Regions from separate parts of the Homo sapiens genome. Here regions 1 and 3 are each linked to region 2. The links are chromatin loops, found by intact Hi-C in ENCODE. Cell type or tissue: endothelial cell of umbilical vein. All regions are shown on one strand. Each heading gives the region's core, and the rest is flanking DNA. Links, peaks and the distances in the headings are about the cores only.

What was found. Hi-C counts contacts between places; a loop is a spot of excess contacts. Peaks named below come from ENCODE experiments on the same cell type or tissue, not always from the same donor. Only the 100,000 strongest peaks of a DNase experiment are listed, where the experiment ranks them.
Region 1: a loop joins it to region 2, with 8 times the contacts of the local background. A loop is called at or near these places in 26 of 110 quality-filtered maps.
Region 3: a loop joins it to region 2, with 4 times the contacts of the local background. A loop is called at or near these places in 2 of 110 quality-filtered maps.

What each region holds. Positions count from the first base shown.
Region 1 is chr1:60,966,363-60,973,857 of GRCh38, reverse strand. It overlaps NFIA-AS2 (NFIA antisense RNA 2), which reads left to right and starts at 3,118. Exons shown (of 7, transcript NR_110617.2): 1 at 3,118-3,310. In endothelial cell of umbilical vein, for the core only: no CTCF peak of the experiment used is centred there; a DNase peak (open chromatin) is centred at 3,587.
Region 2 is chr1:61,584,991-61,592,485 of GRCh38, reverse strand. No RefSeq gene overlaps it. Among named protein-coding and RNA genes, the nearest start is that of TM2D1, 140 kb to the left of the region's middle. RefSeq lists an enhancer at 2,250-4,725. In endothelial cell of umbilical vein, for the core only: a CTCF peak has its summit at 3,622 (motif pointing right); a DNase peak (open chromatin) is centred at 3,645.
Region 3 is chr1:61,196,901-61,204,395 of GRCh38, reverse strand. The region is part of intron 2 of NFIA (nuclear factor I A); the gene reads right to left. Among named protein-coding and RNA genes, the nearest start is that of NFIA-AS1, 53 kb to the left of the region's middle. In endothelial cell of umbilical vein, for the core only: no CTCF peak of the experiment used is centred there; a DNase peak (open chromatin) is centred at 3,195.

The DNA.
Region 1 (7,495 bases), core at 1,649-6,648, 620 kb after region 2:
AGGAAAAGTTCAGACCATGGAGAGTTCAACAATGTGTTGAAGGAACAGGCAAGACAGAGCTTGAGGGCTCTTGGGTCCATGCGTTCAGGCTGAAACGATGTAACTTGGGAGTCTATAAAGAGGGAAATGATAACAACAGTGACTAATAAATTCACTGAACATTTCTCATGTGCCACAAGCTGTGCTACGTCTCTAATCTTCACAAATGTCCTAGGTGAGGCTGAGATAAATTAAATAGGTCATATAACTTGTAAGTGATTAAATTGCCATCGAAACATAAATGTGTCTAACTCCAAAGGGAAATAGCAAACAGCTAAAAATGCCCTTTTCATTATATTGTCTGGTCTGTAAAATCAATTTCTTCCTAACTTGCAACAAACCGAATGGGCACCTATATGTCATTGCAGGCAAAACTCTTCGTATGCCTTGGAACAAAGCCATACACAGCTGAAAACTCATGACTTGTCCCATATTGGGCATGGAAGGGTGGTTTCTCCAGTTTGATAAAATCAGGAGGTCCTCTCTGCAACATGCTTTTGTGATAACATTATGTGGCTTAGCAAGAGTTCTACAAACAGGGCCCCTTTGAAGGGATCTGTCCCTTCTGCTTTTGAAGTAGGGTGACCACAGCCCTCGAGCAGAGACCTTCAGATATCCTCAGGCGGTGGTTTCATCTAGACTAAACTAGTTACAAACCCTTCCACTTATCTAATAGTTTATGCACGGTGCACACATATGTCTTGTTGAATTGAGTAGCACAGCTTTGTGGGATTCACTGGGCAGCACGTGTGATTCCCATTTTATAAATGAGAAAACTGAGACTCAGAAGCTAACTGACATGCTCAAGGTCATAAAGTTAATCTGTGGTTGAGCTAGGACTGGACTTGGTCTGTTTGACTCCTCCTCCCATGTTCTTGACTGAGTCAACACAAAAGCATTCCCTATGTATGAGGCATAGAGACTACAGAGATGTTTTAGGCTGGGCTCCTACACCCAATAACAGCAAATGTCTGGTCTAAATGCTTTACTTAGAGTAACTAATTTAATTCTCATAACAACCCTACGAGGGAGTGCACTTTTTACTCTTGTTTTATGCATGGGAAAATAGAGGTACAAAGCAGTAAAATAGATTTGGGGTTCACATACAGGTGGTCTAGACAGGGAGTCCTTTGACTTAGCCACAGCACCCCACTGCCCCTATGCTTAGGGAAGCTACTGGGGAGAGGAGTGAGATGCTGAATAACAAGGAGACCTATGACAGCCTGGTAACAGCAGGTCATGCCTGCTTGGGTTCAAATACTTGGCCCAGTGCTTAAAGCTGTTTGGTCTTGGGTAAGTTTTTTGTGTGTGTTTATGTGTCAGTTTTTCATCTGTAAAATGAGATTTTGAGATTGCTCACTTCATAGAGAGGTATTATGAGAATGTAATGATTATGTGTGTATGTGTGTGTATGTGCATGCATATGTTCAAGTGTGTGTGCGTATGTGTGTAGCTAAGAATAATCTCTGGTCCTCCAGTTAGTATGATTTGAGAGTTTGCTATCATCATCATTGCAAGGCTATGAAGTGAACTAATTTCCAGACACATAGCGCAGACAAGAGTCACAGATTCTGAGAAGAGGGAGAATTTATTGTCAGCAGGAATGGTCAGGACAGGCTTCAATGAGGAGGTAAGAAGATGTTAAGTGGATCTCGAAGGATAGAATCACAGAGTTGGGAGTTGAAGAGACTTCAGCATTCATGCAATCATATGAGTTTATCTCATAGAAGAAATCTAGGACCACAAGGGAGAGGTGATCATGCCATGTTTATCCAGCTAGTTGGGGACAGGGCCTTGACTGGAACCCAGGTCTCCTCCAAACCATGCCTGTCTGAATTTTTCTGGGCTAGAAAAATTAGAAACCCTGCATCCCCAGTCAATACTGGTGCTCCCTCTTGTAGTCCTCACTCCACTCTAAGCACCCTTTACTACCTTTCCTCTGCCATCCCTTTGGGAGAGATGCAAGTGAGCAATGAATTCGACAGTGATAGGAAAGACCTCCTACAGAAGCAAGGGACTTGATAATCTATAAACAGTTCCTGGGTAAAAACCATGAATGTGTACAGAGCACCTACTATCAGGTGCTTACTGAATTTTCTCAATCTCCACCGTAACTGCTATCATTCTTTGTACAGATAAAAAACCAAAAGGCTTAGTTTTGTAGTATCTTAGTTTTGGTAATTTTCCCAAGATCTCACAAAAAGAAAATGTTTGAGCCAGGATCCGAACAATGGTTTATAAGATTCTTCTATCCACCCACCCATCCATCCACCCACCCATCCCTGCACACACCCATCCATGCACACACTTATCCACCCACCCATCATCCATCTGTCTATCTGTTCATTCATCTTTCCATCCAAGAAACCTTTACTGAGAGTGTGTTCCATGTAAGGCAGTGTGCTTGGTGGTATGGAGCTAAGGAGATACATAGCCCCCTGTCCTCATAGAGCTGAGTGGGGCCTCCTTGAGGGTACTGTTGGGATAGTGTTAGGGAGGAGAGTGATGAGGAAATGGTTTATGTGGAAACTGGGCACTTGGGAAGACCATGACAAGAGGATCAGTGGGTTGCTCCCTGACTCCTGCTTCTAAGGTTGCAGATGAGTGCCCAGCTGGCCAGCTGGCCACTGGCATAGTCTGCCTCTTTGTGTAAAAACTAGTGGAATCACATATGTGCTGCTCCCAGATGCAGTCTCGGCACCAACACCTTCCAAGCAGGAGGTTCTGTCATGGTGCTGCCTGCCAAGCCTTGTCCAGAGGACTGAGGCCACTTGGCCAGTTGCACTGGGCCCTGTGCCTGTGCAGAGACTGTCTCACCACAGCAGCTGGGGGCGGCAGGGAAGGGCAAGAGCTTCTTTTGTGTGTGTGTGTGTGTGTGTGTGTGTGTGTGTGTGTGTGTGTGTGTGTTTAAGCTGGAAAGAAGCCCTTTTTCACTGTGCTCTGTACTTGAGATATTTCACTGAGTGGGAGACAAAGAGGCTTTGTGTGCTCTTCAAAGTGCTCTCTGCTGACTGTGATACACATCCAGGAAAAACCCAGACCAAAGCCATGAAGTCACCCCAAGTTCAAACCCAAAATGCAATTTGCAGTGGTTAGAAATGACAAAGGATGGGTGGTAGGATCCAGAGAAAAAACAGTGAAACCCGATGGACCTTAAATAGATCTGAGGGCACTGATTTGATTATTTTGGGTGAAATCTTTTAAGAAAATCTTGTCAGATTCTTCACAGAAAATTTGGTAAAGCCTATATTTCATCGCCAGCCTAGCAAAGGTAAGACCCACGTTAATTTTCTTGGAATATCACTGTTGTTTTTATTCTTAGGGTGTATGTTAGGGAGAAGAGCAGGGAGGTAGTTTGTCAGATGTTGTTCTTTCCTTGTTAAGCTTCACCTGTTCTTAAGAGCAACTTGCACTTTGTCAGCCACAGAATAGTGCCTGCCGTTCAGGCCAGTGTTTTAGATATAATTGAATTGCTGGGACGCATTAAACATCATAGGGTTTTTAGCGGAGAAATAATTTAATGATGTGGCCTTTAGGATTGTTAATTAGCACTGTCTGTATGAACATGTAACAATAACACCACCTACCGTAAAAGCGAATGTTCTACACTTCAGGACACTCATTTCTTTAGGGCTTCCCGCAGAGAAGCAGTCATTAACTCTTTTTTTGACAAATGCTTTTAGACATGCTCTGTAGGGCCGTGAATTCACCCTTCCCTCCAATCCTGAATCCTTCTCTGCATTTATCCACAAGGCAAGCTGGCAAACAGGGAAACAAGGAGAACTGTGTGCTCAGCCCTCCAGAGTGGCACGGATTATGAGGAGGTGATGGTCCTTCCCCGCCAAGATCCTGAGACACTGTCACTCCGGAATCCAAAAAGAGATTCAGGCAAGGATGTGGGAAAGTTGGAACCCTGCATGCTGTTGGTGGGAATGCCAAATGGTGCAGCTGCTATGGAAAACAGTATGGAGGTTCCTCAAAAAATTAAAAATAGAATTACCATATGATCCAGCAGTCCCACAGGGTATTTATCCAAAAGAATTGAAATGAGGATCTTGAAGAGATATTAGTACTCCCATGTTCATTGCAGCACTATACACAATAGCCAAGATGTAGAAATGAACTAAATATCCAACAACAGATCAATGGATAAAGAAAATGTGGAACACACACACACATACACACACATCCCAGAATATTACTTAGCCTTAAAAAAGAAACTCTAAAATATGTGACAACATGGATGAATCTTGAGGACATTATACTAAATGAAATAAACCACTCAGAGAAAGACGAAACTGCATGATTCCACTTATGTGGGGTATCTAAAATTGCCAAATTCGTAGAATCAAAGAGTGCAATGGTGGTTGCCAGGAGCTAGGTGGAGTGAGAAATGAACAGTTGTTAATCAATGGACATACAGTTTTAGTTAAGCAAGATGAGTGAGTTCTAGAGATCTGCTGTACAACGCTTTACCTATGGTCAATAATACTGTATTGTGTGCTTAAAATTTTGCTAAGAAGGTGGCCCTCATGTTACGTGTTCTTACAAAGTTAAAAAGGAAAAAAGTAATGGGATTGGCTCACTGGAGGAGAAGCTGTTGGCTTGCATCCTGCCTGCCCTGATGAAGGGAATGGTCAGGGGCTTGTTTCTCTGCTGGAGTTCAGGCGGGTCTGTCTGAGCCATGGGTCTGGAGGAGGCCTGCATAGGCAGCATGCCATAGGTTTCTCTGGCTTCCTGAGAACAGAGCCTGATAATGATGGAGAAATGAGAGCTTCCCACTCCTTCTTCTGTTTACATTAGAACAGCCAAGTGTTTCTTCAACCATCCACCATTCCCTTATGTCACATGTCTTCTGAAGACACTTTACCTCTTCAGTGAGGCAAGAGCAGCAGCATGAAGGTATTTGAACACTAGATTGTGCCTTGTTCTTCAGTCAGCCAAACTTTTCCCTAGCCATGTTCTAGGCCTTGATGTCTTCACGAAACCTCACCTTCCAACATCTCACTCTGGCCACAGCCCCCTGTCCTGCTACTTCTCTTACTCCTCTCTCTTCTCACAGCCTTGTCTGGCCTCTGGTCCAGAGATGGCCAATGCCTGGTGTGATTGTTGCCACTCTTTCCAGCTCATTGAGAACCTCACAGACTGATCATGCCACTCTCCTATTAAACCCAGAGGTTGCTTTGGGATCCTTCTCAGCACAGGTTCCATCAACTGGAGTTGATGCGTGAGATGAAAACTATTTGCCATTCCAGCTCCAACTCCTTGATCCACTTTCTCTCAGTCCATCAGGCAGGACAGACTCCACACACTTGCATTTGAACTCTTCATGGCACCCCTCCCCTTCCCTTGCACACGCACATGCTCTGTCTGTCCAATGATGTGTTCTCTCCACTTTCTCTACTCTCATGCCCAGAGCACTAAGTATTTTTGGAGTATTTTGCATTATGATGTGTAGTTAATGCCACATAAAAATTTGTGGTTTCTACTTTGGAACTGTCTTTTATTTGTTCTTTATTAGTATCTTCTTGCATTTCCCAGAGAAGCCTTCCAGAGCCTATCTTGCCTTTTCAGTTCCCCAAACCACACCACCTCCCCTCCTTGTCTGTCAACCTCACCTCCCATTTCCCTGAGAAAACTGGCAGAGGCTCCCTATGCCTCCGCCCCTGCCTTGTCCCCCACCCTCTGCCCACATGCACCCTGTCTCTCCCTTTGAGAATCTTTGTTATCTTCCTGCCTAGAGTGCTGTGGCTTCCCCCTTCTTTCTCCTGAGATGTTCCCTTTTCTTCCACACTCAGCAAAGGGTCATTTCCTTGACAAAACTTTCCTTTGCTAACTGACCCTCACCACAGGCAGGCTGGGAAGTTCCCTCCTCTCTCTTCCCTCCGTATCTCGTATATACCTATATTAAGGTATTAATTCCAGGGAATTGTCATCTCTCTCTCTCTTCTAGTCTAGTTTTCATCCCTGACTCTAACAGTATCTGGAATAGGGCAATGATTCAAGTTGTATTTATTGAGTGAATGAATGAATGCATTGGGAAACTGAGGCAGTGAATAGATTTTGCCCATCTCCTGGAATTGGTCATCTCCTTATCCTTCCTGTTAAATTTCACCATCTGCACTTCTCTTTTTAAAAATGATATTTATCATTTTCTATCATTGGTGTTACTTATCTATGTACAAGTCTTATCATTCCTACCACACTGCAGCTTCCTTGAGAGAGTTATCTAGATCGAAATCAACTATGTGTCTCCCAAAACGCAGTAAGTCACATGTGTTGTTTTTTCAATATTTGTTGGATGAATAATTCTTAAGTTATGCTTGTATTACTTAGAATAAGGGTCCAGTGCAGTCTTGTTGAATTAAACTGAATTTAATCCTTTGTCATAGATATGCTGATGTCGTTTGTTGTGACCCTACCCAAATCTCTTCCGGAATTGTAGTTCCCATAATACCCACATGGAGGTTGTGGGAGGGACCCAGTGAGAGGTAATTGAATCTTGGAAATAGTTACCCACATGCTGCTGTTCTTGTGATAGTGAGTTCTCACAAGATCTGGTGGTTTTATAAAGGGCTTTTCCCCATTTTGCTAGACCCTTCCCCTTCCTGCCATCATATGAAGAAGGACGTGTTTGCTTCCCCTTCCACCATGATTGTAAGTTTCTTGAGGCCTCCTCAGCCATGCAGAACTGTGAGTCAATTAAACCTCTTTCTTTTATAAATTACCCAGTCTCAGGCAGTCCTTTTTAGCAGCACGAGAATGGACTAATACAGTAAATTGATACCAGGTAGTGGGGTGCTGCTATAAACATACTTGAAAATGTGGAGGTGACTTTAGAGCTGGGTAACAGGCAGAGGGTGGAAGAGTTTGGAGGACTCAGAAGAAGATAAGAAGATGTGGGAAAGTTTGGAAATTCCCAGAGACTTGTTGAATGGCTTTGACCAAAATGCTGATAGTGATATGGACAATGAAGTCCAGATTGAGGTGGTCTCAGATGGAGATGAGAAATTTATTGGGAACTTGAACAAAAGTAATTCTTGCTATCCTTTAATGAAGAGACTGGTAGCATTTTGTCTCTGCCCTAGAGATCTGCAGAACTTTGAACCTGAGAGAGACAATTTAAGGTATCTGGTGAAATAAATTTTTTAAGCAACAAGGTGTTCAAGAGGTGACTTGGGTCTGGGCGCGGTGGCTCATGCCTGTAATCCCAGTACTTTGGGAGGCTGAGGTGGGCAGATTACTTGAGGTCAGGAGTTCTGAGACCAGCCTGGCCAACATGGTGAAACCCTGTCTCTACAAAAAATATAAAAATTAGCTGGGTGTGGGCCAGGTGTGGTGGCTCATGCCTGTAATCCCAGCACTTTGGGAGGCTGAGGTGGGCATATCATGAGGTCAAGAGATTGAGACCATCCTGGCCAACATAGTGAAACCCTGTCTCTATTAAAAATACAAA
Region 2 (7,495 bases), core at 1,175-6,174:
AAGATCATGCCACAGTTTTCTTTCTGTGTCTGGCTTATTTCACTAATGTCCTTCAGGTTCAGTCATGTTGTTGCAAATGGCAGGGTCTTGGAAGGGACTCTCTTGTCCTAAACTTACCCAAAACTTCCAGATAACCCAGGGATAGGATGACTCCTTTTGGGTTTGAGAATGTCTCTGGAACATGCTGCTTAAAACACAAGAATGGCCTTAAAGGTAAAGCTGGAAAATTGGACACATGTATTTAGCTCTCTTTCTTCCTGAAACCCACTAACACAAAAACAAAGAAAGTGGAAACAAAGAAAGCAGCAAAATGTTGAAAGTTAAAATGCTGTGGAAGACTGGCGACCGGCCTGCCAGACCCCATCAAACTGCACACGGAGCCTGCAGTGGGAAACGCCAAAAGCAACTCGGTTCACATTCAGAGCAGTGAAACAGCGCAGGACTGGTGGCATCTGGTACCTCTGGAGGTGAGAGTGAAGATGGGGCTGAAAAAGGAGGGTGGGTGGAAAGGGTTTTAGAAGCAGTTAGATCTCTCCCCGTGCCCTATCCCCTCATGCCACGCAGTCACATGGCTCCTTCTCCACTGCCGTAAATGGTAGGAGAGATTTATTTTCTAGAGACAGTAACCAGGGGATTTCTGAACTAGAGAAGCCAGAGAGTGCGGAGGTCTGGGAGGATGCTGTACTGAAAACAGAGGGATTAAAGACTACAGAGGAGCAGACTGAATATTTGGGTTCCAGCCTTCTTCTCACACTTGGCTCCCGGAACACAGCAGCCAGGCACACACATTCTTCAAATAGGGGATTGAAGAGTCTTCTCTGGGCATCTGACCAACTCAAGAGGAGAAGCCTAAAGTGAGGGTTCCCTAGAAAACAGTCAAGTCATGTCACTCCCAGTGCCAGGAAGAAAGCTATGTGAAAACGAAGGCAGAGATCAGGGCGATGTGTCTACGAGTCAAGGAACAGCAAAGATTGCCAGCGAACCACAGGAGCAGGGAGAGGCGTGGAACAGAGCCTCCCTCACAGCCCGCAGAAGGAATCAACCCTGCCTCTGGAACTGTGAGACAACACATTGCTCTTGTCTAAGCCACCCAGTCTGTGGTACTTTCTTTTTTTCTTTTTTTTTTACTCGTCGTATTTTTATTTTTTTTAACTTTTATTTTGAGTTCGGGGATACACGTGCAGGTTTGTTACATAGGTAAACACCGGTAACAGGGGTTTGTTGTACATATTATTTTATCACCCAGGTATTAAGCCCGGTATCCAATAGTTATCCTTTCTGCTCCTCTCCCTTCTCTCACCCTCCCTGCTCAAGTAGACCCCAGCGTCTTTGTTTCCTTCTTTGTGTTTATAAATTCTTATCTTTCAGCCCCCACTTACAAGTAAGAGCATGTAGTATTTGGTTTTCTGTTCCTGCATTAGTTTTCTAAGGATAATAGCCTCTAGCTTCATCCATGTTCCTTCAAAAGACATGATCTTGTTCTTTTTTTATGGCTGTATAATATTCCATGGTGTATATGTACCATGTTTTCTTCATCCAGTCTCACTGATAGGCATTTAGATTGATTCTATGCCTTTACTATTGTGAATAGTGCTGCAATGAACATTCGTGTGCATGTGTTGTTATGGTAGAATGATTTACAGTCCTCTGGGTACCTACCCAGTAGTGGGATTGCTGAGTCAAATGGTAGTTCTGTTTTTAGCTCTTTGAGGAATTGCCACACTGTTTTCCACAATGGTTGAACTAATCTACACTCCCACAAATAGTGTATAAGCGTTCCCTTTTCTCCACAACCTTGCCAACACCTGTTATTTTTTGACTTTTTAATAGTAGCCATTCTGGCTGGTGTGAGATGGTATTTCATTATGGTTTTGACTTGCATTTCTCTAATGATCAGTGATATTGAGCTTTTTTTTCATATGCTTGTTGGCCACATGTATGTCTTGTTTTGAGAAGTATCTGTTCATGTCCTTTGCCCACTTTTTAATGGGGTTGTTTTCTTCTTGTAAATTTGTTTAAGTTCCTTATAGATGCTGGATATTAGACCTTTGTGTGGTATCTTCTTACAGCAGGCCTAGCAAACAAATACACATGGTATGTGGGAGCTCATTTCCACATGCTCCATGAAGGAAAGACCTGTGTCTCTGAATCTTCCTCTGAAGGAAGGAGGAAAGGAAAGCAGAAAAGAAAAAAGGGAGGGAAGGAAGAAAAAGGGTGGGTCACAATGCGCCTGCACCTGCCTTGACCCCAGCTGGAAAATCTGCCTGTGAGCAAGGGGGCTTATACTTCTGTATTTAATCCTTATATAACCAGAACATGTTTGTGTATAACATTGGTAGTTGAAAAATAAATACAAACATATATACATATCAAAGAAAAGCAGAAAAGAAAATTCTTCTTCTTTCTCCAAGTCTCCAAATGGGAGAGTAACTGCTTGGTAATGTTGAGGTTAATAAAAAGAATACTGAAGTCAATAAAGGATGAAAAATGTTTCATTTTAATTTGTTTACTCCAACTTTTTCCTCCTGACCAAATAAGATAACTGCTTTGGGGCGGGCCGGCTCTTGTCTTACTTCTTCCTAGGAATTCACAGAGCCAGAGAGACACTGATGGAGGATGTCCTTTCTGGATTTGCTTGAGAACATTTAGAAAAGTTTCCAATGATTGGCCCTAGATGGATGGCGGCAGTAAGGTAATAGCTACCATTTCCACTCAGTTGTCTGGGCTCCAGTACATGATACATAAACCACACGCAGCCTCACTGCGGTTCGGAGGTTAAAAGTTATTAACTGAAATCAATTGAAATAAAAAGAGCCACATCTGCCTTGGTACACAATTAACTTCTCCAGACGGCTTTGGCCTGCACTGCAGGGGACACACACACACACACACGCGCGCGCGCACACACACACACACACGCATGCACACATTCTCACTCAGTAACCCTGGGGGAGAGCAGAGGCAGCTGCGGGAGCCAAAAACCTCCCCAGTCCTAATTAAACCCTCAAAGTTTCCAGGCAACACAGCCAAGGAAAAAATCATTTCCAAGCCGAAGACCCCCAGCCCCCAGCCCCGGCAAAGGAAACGGGTCGTTTGGTTTAATCAGCCCATGTGCACATTCTCTCTCCCCAGGTTGCCAAGACGGGCCTGTACCTAGCAAAGGTATTTGTGTAATCAAAGCTTCTGGAACTTTCCCTGCCAAGGCTACCAATGTGAATAGGCTCCTGAGGTAAAAATGTTCTCCCCGCTGGGGACGGCGCCCTTGAAGTCTACATCAAAATCAAGCCAGGGTCACAGCTGTTGCGGCACCCCACAGTGGAAAACTTGCAAGAAATCCCAGCCTGAACTACTGCTTTGCCTCAGGTCTACAGGAAACAGGCCCCAGAGAAGGGGAGAGAGAGAGAGAAAGAGGAGAGAGGAGAGAGGAGAGAAGAGAGAGAGAGAGAGGGGGAGACAGAGAGAGAGAGGGAGAGAAAGAGAGAGAGAGAGAGAGAAAGAGAGAGATAAACTTTGGGGGTGGGAAGACAAAGCCACTTGAGAACCTTGTCCTCTTCATGGAGACAGTCCACACCCACCCCATTCACCCTCACCTTATGTGAGCTGGGGTTCCCGCAGGTTGGCCAAGAACCACTAGGTGGCAGCAGATTAACTCTTCAGCTGCCAGGATGAGCTGGGGGCAGTTAGGAGCTGAGTATGAAAACTTTGTATCTGTCACTTCCCTCAAAGGAAAGAAAAAAAAATGACTTTTTCTGTACCCCAAAGATCCTTGGCTTGCAGATTAGGTATTGGAGAAAAATCTTTGAGGGGTTGAGATTGCTTCTTGGGTCACCTGTTCTTAGGCTTGAATTAGAGTGAAATGCAATTGTATGTACTCCATGTTGTATAACTTGGATGACACTTGGTTCACACTTTGTTCAAGGGACTGAAAGATCCTTTAAGAAATTTATGCTCACATTCAAATTCCCTTCAACAAATGCTAAATATAAGAATTAATGAGTGTATTCCATTTTCCAGGGACAGTGCTAATGGTCACCTAGATGGCCAATACCCCTGCCCTCTGGGAGTTAATGGGGAAGACAGGCATTAAAAAAAAATAGCATTCTTGCACTTAACCACTTTGGATGAGTCAAGGAATCCAGACTTAAATCTGCTATGGATAAAGAAGAAAAAAATAAGTTAAAGGAATACAGGCTTATGAAAGTCATTTACATTAAGCTTCTGTTACATGGGAAGGTAACAGGTTTTTAGGGCTTAGGTTTTTAGGGTGGCCAGTAACCTAAAATATGGGAGCCACCAGAAAGAAACTTTACCAGCATGGTTTATATATGCTTGCTGTTCAAATGACAAAGAAAACAAATCTTTCTCTTGAGTGTTCTAGCCTCTGCAAAGCATCCCCTTGTTCTACCTATTAAACCTCTGCCACAAATATAAAAATAATGTGGTGTTGATTGGTGTAGGGGGGCAGAAATGTGAAATTGATTTACTTTAGAAAGGAGAGAGATCTACTAGCCACCAGAGGAATAAATCCAGAAAGCGGGGAATGGGGCTGGGGTGAAAAGACAAGTGTTCTTGTAGTTGAGCTTAAGAGAGTTTGGGAGGAATATGGAAAGAGGGAGGAAAAAAATTAGGAGGAGAGAGCCATAAACGTGTGATATATATGACTTGAGAGAGATAGGGAAAGGCAATTTTAAGATGTTTTGCTGTGCATTTGGGATTCCGTTTGATAGGCTTCAAGAGAGTTCAGTAAAGATTAAAATTGCCTTACAATTATTTGTATTTCTTCGACTGGAAAGCCGCCTAAGTCACAAGCACACACTGTTGGTGGAATCAACCCCCTTTCCTTTCCCGTTTGTCTAGGTGGTAAGGTAGGACTCAGATAATTTCTTTCAGGAAAAGCCATCCCAGTGTGTCCAGTAGGTTACACAAAACATAATTAGCATGCTAACCCTCATATGCAATTTCTCATTCCTAATGGGCAGCCTCAGACTTTTTGAATTTTTTTCTGTAAGTTCACCAAAAATTAAGCATCACAGTAAGACAGCTCTCTGATCCGCAGCAACTTGGGATGGTGATATCACACTGTTTTCTTGTATCATCCCCTGTGCTTATGCTGGGTGCATGACAGGGCTAGGAGGTGTTTGATGGAATTGGGGCTCCTAGTGGCCTACTCTCCTAGTGTCTTACTTGAGACAAGAACTGTTATGTCTTGGAGAAACTTATATGAGTTTGATCCTGGGGTCATGACGATCCCACAGGCCAGCCAGTTCATGCTTCCATGCTTGTATGCATACTTTTCCTTCTGCTGGACTCCCCTTACCCTGACCCATCTCTTTGCCAGCCAACCAGACTTCTGGTCTTCTTAGCAAATTCCTACTCTAAAGTGAAGACTGTTGACATGTCCTGGCCTCTGTGAAACCTGCTCTGGCCACTCACCCACACCCTCTTGTACATAACTCACCCCTAGTACAGCTATGTTGTGTTCCTATCTACCTTTCTTATTTTTTTCTTGTTTATTATTATTATTTTTGAGACTGAGTTTCGTTCTTGTCACGCAGACTGGAGTGCAATGGCATGATCTTGGCTCATTGCAACATCTGCCTCCCAGGTTCAAGTGATTCTCTCGCCTCAGCCTCCTGAGTAGCTGGGATTACAGGCACGCGCCACCATGCCTAGCTAATTTTTGTATTTTTAGTAGAGGCGGGGATTCATCACATTGGCCAGGCAGGTCTTGAACTCCTGACCTCAGGTGATCCGCCTGCCTCGGCCTCCCAAAGTGCCGGGATTACAGGTGTGAGCCACCATGCCTGGCCCCTATCTACCTTACTACAGTGAAGACACGAATTATCTTTCCATCTTTGGTGCCCAGCACAGTGCCTGATACGCAGGTGATGCTCAGTATATGACTGGACAAAGAGCTGTTATGTGACTTGTCATTCCATGCTAGGGAAGCCCAGCTCTCGAAAAGCCATCACTTTCCAAGAACTCTACCTAGAATTCAAACTAAAGGAAGTGCCAGGGAATTCAATCAATAACTCATGCTACTGGTTACAATATGTATGTCCCAGTCTTCAATTGCATTCTTGGAAGGAAGCTCACTCAAATTCACAGAAAATGGAGGAAAACATCCCAGTGAAATGACTTTCTGTTCATTAGAGCTGCAGGAATATGGTTCTCAAAGCCTCCGGTAATGGAAATTTCTGTCCCTATACTTCTGTTTCTGCCATGAATTATCCTTTGAATTAAAACATATATATATATATATAAACATATATATAAACATATATGTAAACATATATATATAAAATAGTACTCAATGCTCATTAAAGAAAATTCACAAAATAGAGAAAAGCAGAAAATAACAAAATAGTTTTCAATCAGTCTCACTATTTACATAGTGTAACATTTTAGAGTGTGAATTACTCTCTTACTTATGGAATTTAATAAAAACCAGATGACAGCTAGTGCTGTCTGCTAAAATCAGGGCCAGATTCACTAGAAAACACATAGGTGGATTTCATAGTTGGTTCCTGCAGCCACATGCAGGGAGTGCCTGTGGGCACACCCTGGCAAGCAATACTGGGCGGGGGAGCTGAGTTCCCGGAAAGGGTGAATTAGCACGGTTGGGTGCCTTTGCGTGATCCTTATGGGGCTTTGTACGGTGCCAACCCCTGAAGTCATGACAAGCCTCAGACCATAGTTCCTTCCAGATCCCATTCATACAATTACTAGTCAATCCTCCAGGCTTCAGTGATGGACACGAAGCCCTTCGTAAAAATCAGACCTCCCTAACAGCCTCGTGAGCTTTGTTACCTGTTTCCTAGACTGAACTTGCCTTGTGCTGCCACAATCCATGAACACTGGCATCCAGCACAACACTTTTCCTTCGGACCCTTAGTGGCAACTCAAGCACTATCACTTGTTAAGGTAATGGGACACACAGCGCACCAGAATGAAAAAGAAAACATGGCAGAAAGATGAAACCTTGTTGAAGTAAACAAATCAAGGCAGCTTTCAGACTGAGAGAGTGGCCCACCAGGATGCCTTGCCAGAGAGTTGGCGCTTCTTTATGTGCATGGGATGACCAGCCCTGAGAAAGCACACGCTGACTTGACACTACAATGGATTTATGCATGTGCATATATACTTGTTTTATTTAACCTAAGAAGTATTTCTGAGCCCAGAGTAATGAATCAGCACTGTATGTAGACAGAGTTTACCTGTCTCTTTCCCAGGTACTTTAGCACTCTTTGCCAGGTACTGTACTAGTAGCTGGGGACACAAAGATGCATATATGCATATGACAGTCCAGCGAGGGAGGCAACTGTGCAACTGTGTGGAGGGAAAGGGATCGCATATTTATCGAATGCTTACTCTGTGCCAGGCATTGTGCTAGGTGTTTTATAAAATTAGCACATTAAGTCTTCTCAACAAAATGTGAATCAGGCATATTTCTTTTTATTTACAAAAGAAGAAACTGATGCTCAAAGAGCTATTA
Region 3 (7,495 bases), core at 1,266-6,265, 390 kb after region 2:
CATGGATGAGATATTCTATAGAAAGTTCTGTGGCCCAGGCCAACCTTCTAGAAACTACATAGGAGTAAGTTTATGCCTGAATAACATCCAGTCCACCAGCTAACTGGCTCAAGTTCACTAATCAAAACCCAAGTTTAATTCCTTTGAGCCTATGCCTAAGATGACAAAGATCTTAAGACCACAGACTAATAAGAAGTTCTAAACTAGATACACTTCAAGAGGGCCAGAGGAAAGCAGGGGTCACTTTAATGAGAGCAATGTGGATGCAGAAAGGCCCCCGTCCAGTTCACCATTTCATAAACTGCTAGGCAGTTGGTGGCAAAATACATCCCACGGAATTTACAGAAACGGAAGTCACAGCAACACCTGGAAAACAAACCAGTATCTTCTTTGGTCAAAAATGAGTATTCACCAACTACAGCTCATACACACACCTAAATATCTGCCCTGAAATATGGGGTTAAGCTCTCCCATAATCCAAATGGAGCCTGGCAACTGGCCACGATCTTGGGGATGTACAGAGTTCCCTCAATGTATCTTTATCACTCAAAGGCCGGCTCCTACTAAAGTCGATTTCTTTTTTTTCTTTAATTCAGTCCAAACAAAAGTTATAGGGCACCCACTGTTACAAAGAACATCACAAGCACTAAGAAAACACCATCCCAGTGTTTAAGAAAACATGGCCCGGTGTAGGAGACCTCCTTACACACAAACAACTACAACGTAAACCAGATTTAACCACTACATGGCAACAGAAACCATGTACAATGGGTAGAAGGGAGAGGAAGAAGGCTAATCAAGGAAGGCTGGACAAAAGAAGAGATATGTGTTCCCTACCTTCTTCCACAAAAGTTTTGAGGCAGCCTGAAGGATGAGCAGGGTTTCAACAAGCAGAGCAAAAACCAGGCAACCCAGGCAGAAAAACAGGCATAGAAAAGGGGGAGGAGGGCACAGCGGGCTCAAAAGATACTTCTGTTTTATAAATAAGGGAGGGTGGTGAGCCATCCCGTGGAACTCGTGCTTTAATTTTGACATGTACACTAGAGCACTTGAAGCGCTCACTTTTATACTTTCTCCCTGTTAGTAATATTACTGATAGGTTCAAAAGATTCTGGGGCTTATCCCAGTTTCGCCTGCCTGCAATGTCTATCCCACTGCTTACACTCCTTCATTTAGTCAGGGCAGGCTTTAACATGTGGCTCATGGAGAAAAGTGAAACCATAGACACCAACGGGACTCGGAATAAAAAACACATTTGGAAATAAAATAAAGGTTAAGCTCTCGCACCAACAGACCTTGCTTGATCAGCAAAAATGTAGGTGTTAACAGGAAATCGCTATATTGTGTAATCCCCATTTCACCCTCCACAAAATTGCACTATAATTCAAAATAAGTGAAGCAACAATTGGACGGATGACCAGTTTTTGTTGTTTACATAGTTTAATGCACAAATGTGCAGTTTCCATGATTTTCAGAATGACGTGATTTACATGAGGCTTTAACAATAAATAAACTTGAAGTGCTGTATATAGTTAGCATATGGTGACATTTTTAAGCAAAGCTTTCTTCCACTCCCTGCAAGACATTTAAAATATTCTCCCCATTGGGGTCTTTCATTTTTATTTTACATCCTGCTAATTCTCCTCCTGTGCAAATATAAATTTTTGTTTTATAAATAAAACATAAGGGTGGAAAATAAAACAAAAAACATGTTCTTTATGTATTATTGCCACAATAATCAGTAACAACTGCGCATAGACTTTACAGATATTTATAATTTTGCCATTTTAAAAGTTAGTCATGGATGACAAAAATACTTATATTACTGTGTAATAATTTATGATATTTCTATAGACCTGGTATGTATCATCCTTCTTTAACCACCTGGCATGTCAGAATATCTAGGAAAGGATTAACAGAATTATTTGCAATAAATCTCAAAAATGTACCTTGTGAGGATCATACACAAATAAATCCTTAAACAAGGATGTACTCTCCTGTCAACTTTTTAAAAACCCTGCCATATGAATCTTATATATACAAGACTTCCCAGAGTCTTAGGGAACATATTTTGACCAAGGTGAAGGTCATGCCTGTATTCCATCCTCCTTCCCCAAAATTGACCACAGTGTTTTCCTGCCTTTTTCCTAGTTGGATTTTATTTAAAGAACTCTAATCAAGTTTATGACCATAATTACACTATAGGGAGATAACGCTTTAATTCCCTCTTACCAGAAATAGGAAGCAAGCCATAAAGGTGAAATCTCAATCTTAAGTTACCATTGGCACCTATCCTTCTGGAATATCAGGGCAATGGATGAGTTTGCAATGTTATGTAAGTCACAATCTAACACCTGCCCAAATTGGAAGTCAAGCAAGGCCAGCCCTGCAGTTCAATTTTTAATGGCAAATTAAAGAACACATTGGAATCTGAGTGTTTTTTTTTTAAGATTTTCTTACACGATAGTTGTTCAATAAAATCATCAAGAAATAACAATGTCAGCATACTTTATTAAATACTCTTAGCCCAGAAATTGCTACTAGAGCTATTTGACAGTTTTTATTTGGAGCTACATTTCTATTCACACTTGCTACAAATCTTTTACCTGAAATACTTTGTATGGAAACTCATTAAAATGCTCTCGTGAAAGGAGAGCACACCACTGCCTTCGCTTTGTCTAATAGCTCAGGACCTCTCGCTCATAAATTCATTCTAATTAAATTATGCTTCTCAAGGTGCTCCCTCTCACACAATCCTTATGTAATTGAACCTAATATTTTCTCCACAACTGATGTTACATTAAACAGGCTTTTACCACCTGATGGCCCCCACCCCTTCCTCCTTCCCTTATTTCCTTTTTCCTTTTTTTTTTTTGTTTTTTAGTTGAAAGGAAAGAGAAATCTAACCTGACAAGACACTTTTTAAAGTTTGCCTTAAGCTTTTAAGTTCTTTATAATTTTCTTAATGTGATACATAAAATACACAAGGACTCAAACAAATGTATCTCTTTGAGCACCAGAAAAAGAAAAAGAATTACATTTTAAAGTTCAATGAAAAAACAGAAAACAGGTCAGTTGATACTATTAGCCAGTTTTATCTCAAGGAAGTGTGCTATAGAGGAGCGGATGTGTCGATTAAAATTAGTACAATGGCTCATAAAATTATCAACAATCATTATATTTTCCATAGATAGGATAAAAGATACTGATTCTTTACGCTATCAGGGTATGTGATACTTAAGGTAACAACAACAAAAAAGCCAAATCTGAGAAAGTATGTGAGATCTTACTACATATCTTGGCTTATATTGCAGATTCCCATCAGAATTTTCTATTTTAAAATAAAACGTAGAGGGAGTCGTTGTTTTCCCTTTTACACTTTGCTGTGTTTCAGCAACCCTACAGAATAAATGGGAGTTTTATAAGAAAGGAATCATTCATACATGAAAAGATTATAGATGACAGAATTTCATAACTTTGCTAAATGTGTAAATAACTTGTCTACAGCCATAACAGAAGCCACTTAAATGAGTACTACTACCTTCTATTACTGCTATTATCACAGTTAGAAATATTATTAGCATTATACACATTGTTAAAATTTCTGGAGGTTTTTTGGTTTGTTTAGGTTTTCTTCATCTTTTCTGTCATTACTTGGGGATGAATACACATTTAATTATGTGGTTGTGATAATTCACTGGACTGAATAGGTAAACAACTCTAGAGCACTTGTGGAACCTAAGTAGATATGTCTTGTCTACCCAACATGACTGGTACCTTTTTAAGGTTTATGATACTGTTTTTTATTTTGGAGAATGTATACATCATTTTATAGCAGAAGCTCCATCAGCAATTGTTGACTGGCAGATCAAATCAAGAGGGTGACTCATTTTAATTAATCAGATGCTATATAAAGGCCAGTGTTTAGTATCAGAATTTTCTAAAGAATGGATCAATTAATCTTCCTTAATTTCTTTTTTTTTCTGTGTGAAGTCTAAAAATGTGTTGATTAATTTTAGCTAACCTCTAATGGGTACTTTCAATAGTCCAGGAGGAAGATTCTAAGTGTTTTACATGGATTAACTCATAATATTATTATCCCATACAGATGAGGAAACTGAGGCACTGAGCGGTCAAGTGATTTGCACAAGATCATGACGCTAGTCAAAGGGGAGCTGAGATCTAAAGCAGCAACTGGGCTCCAGAGTCCATGCTGCTAATGACTGCACTGCCTCCTGCTGTCATTTAAAATACCCCAGTTTGTCATCACTGCAAATGGTGACTAAGGGTCAATAGGGAATTGCATAATTCTAGCTCAACATACATACATATATATATATATATATATATATATATATATATATATATATATATATATATATATACATATATATATTTTGTGAGTTGGAGTCTCGCTCTGTCGTGCAGGCTGGAGTGCAGTGATGCAATTTCAGCTAACTGCAGCCTCCGCCTCCTGGTTTCAAGTGATTCTCCTGCCTCAGCCTCCAGAGTAGCTGCGATTACAGGCACGCACAACCACGCCCGGCTAATTTTTGTATTTTTAGTAGAGATGGGATTTCACCGTGTTGCCCAGGCTGGTCTCGAACTCCTGACCTCAAGTGACCCACCTACCTCGGCCTCCCAAAGTGCTGGGATTGCAGGCATGAGCCACTGTACTTGGCCATTCAACCTTTTTTTAATACATCACCAAAACTTAGCATACATGGAAAAGTATACACACTTGGAAGCACACCACATATCTATGAAGCTACGATTAGAAGGAACCAGAAAAAACTTCCATTTTCTTCCCAGGAAGGAAGCAATGTAGTATATACAATCTCAAGTCAAACGGATCTGAGTTCAAATTTCATGTCTACTACTCACGAGATACGGTACATAAGATTGGAAATGCTACATAAGCCATGGTATGCTCATCTCTAAAATGAGAGTGTTAGCAGTTGCCACAGAATAGAAGTGGTGTGAGAATCAAATGAGGCAACACAGGTAAATCGACTTGCATTTTTCCTTAGCATTTTGTAAATGATCAATAAATGGTAGCTATTAACAGATATCCTCAACCAGCAGTATGTCTTTTTTGCTTTGCACGAAGGGACCTACTTCATTAAATTTTGTTGTTACTGTTTTCCAAGAATGCTCCATCTAATCCTATTTTAAAATTTCAAATGTAAACATAAAAAGAGCTAAACATATTCACAAAGAGAGGACAGCATTGAAGAGTGATCTGTATGAACCACTGGAAACACGAGAACCACATTTCTGGTCTTTAGAATTCTACTGAAGGGTACCAGCCACGTTTCTTCACACCACTCCTTCTCCCTTAAAATAAGGACTATTCCTATTTCAAAATGGGAGGTGAGAGAATTGGAGAGTGATGATTTTTTAGTGGGCAAAGGCCGTTTTCCAACTCATTCCTAAGGATGGCAAACATAATACTTCAGAGTGATGAAGGAGGGGGGCAAGCCGGGGTGGTGAGGTCTCTGCCTTTTAAGCAAGCCAGCCAGCAAACACAAATGCATGCAATTTGAAATTTTAATTAGGGTGCCATGTGCTGGTGACATATGGCGACACACTGACAGCTGGGCATCCAGGTTCAGGAACAGACCTGGGTTCTGAAGTCACAGTTGGCAGAAGCAAAGTTCTCTGCTTGTGCGCTAGGTGCTAGCATGCCTGGAAAGTGCTCTGCCAACATCACCCCACTATTCAGCACTGCCTTCCGGTCGCATACAGACGCTGCCTGCCAGAGGACCACGACTGCAATTCAGATAGAGAGTGAAGAACGAATGAAAAGGAATAAAAAGAGTAAAACCCCCAGGTCCTATTCTCAGTTGCAAGCCCAGATAACATTCAAAACAATACAGCCATTGATTTTTGGTGACTTCTCAGTCAAAGACCCTAGTACTTTCACACTAAATCACCCTTGCAGGGGGTGCTCTCTCTGTCACCATAACAGAACACACAGCAAGGCACTGCCATCAAGAGCTCTGTGTTACCTGCTCCAAAGTCAATCAGAAGGAAGCCCTTATATAAAACCAAGTATGATTTAAAAGTCTGATTTGCATAGATTGGAAGATGAATCATGTTAGCAAAGAACTCTATCAAGATTGTATAAAGACATTTTAAGAAAACTTGTTAAACCGTGAAGGTCAAGTTTTCTTTTTTCTTCTCCCAGAATTTTTTTTCTGTGATGAATTAAATGTTGGTCAGTTTGACCTTTGAAGCTTCACAAGTTGCCTGAAAATGTCTTAAAATGGGTTAATGAATTGCCTTGTGGCTTTTTCATCCGCTCTTCCTTGCCCCACTTTGCCTGTTTACTCTACTTGAAGTGGGAATAGACTATCTATGTCTGTTCGTTCTTTCTCTTTCTTTCTTTCTTCTTTCTCTCTTTCTTTCTTTCTTGCATAGTTTCATTCTTGTCACCCAGGCTGGAGTGCAATGGCACGATCTTGGCTCACTGCAACCTCCGCCTCTCGGGTTCAAGCGATTCTCCTGCCTCAGCCTCCCGAGTAGCTGGAATTACTGGCACCCACCACCAAGCCCGGCTAATTTTTTGTATTTTTAGTAGAGATGGGGTTTCACTATATTGGCTAGGCTGGTCTTGAACTCCTGACCTGGTGATCTGCCTGCCTCAGCCTCCCAAAGTGCTGGGATTACAGGCATGAGCCACCGCGCCATGCCTACGTCTGCTGTTTCTAAGCAAGCCCTTGACTCACAGTAACTTGAATAATAACAAGGTTTCTTAGCCAAACCATGCAATATTAAGAGAATCATATTTGAATCCTTCTTTATCTACAGAGTGTTTTTGAGGTATAAATCTTTCACTATTAAGAACCAGAGTAGTGGCCGGGTGCGGTGGCTCACGCTTGTAATCCCAGCACTTTGGGAGGCAGAGGTAAGTGGATCGCAAGGTCAGGAGTTCGAAACCAGCCTGGCCAACTCAGTGAAATCCCATCTCTACTAAAAATAGAAAAATAAGCTGGATGTGGTGGCAGGCGCCTGTAATCCCAGCTACTCAGGAGGCTGAGGCAGAAGAATCGCTTGAACCCAGGAGGCAAAGGTTGCAGTGAGCCGAGATCACGCCACTGCACACCAGCCTGCGTGACACAGAGAGACTCCGTCTCAAAAAAAAAAAAAAAAAAAAAAGAACCAGAGTAGTAAATAAGCATGCCAAACTGCACACTCTACAACTCTGTGGGAAATCTGAGTTTCTAGCCATTACATAATGAAATTCTTCTGGAATATTATAAATATGGGGTCCAAACTCTTATCTCTTCGTTGCATTCCGAATACTGCTATCACATCAGCCAAATGAATTTAAGGTAGAGCCATCACTGAAGTGGAAATTCAAAATTCATCAACTTGATTAAAAGCCAGCAATTCCCTCTGTTTAATTAAACACAAATACATATGCATCACACACACACAGCGCGCGCGCGCACACACACACACACACACACACACACACACACACACACAC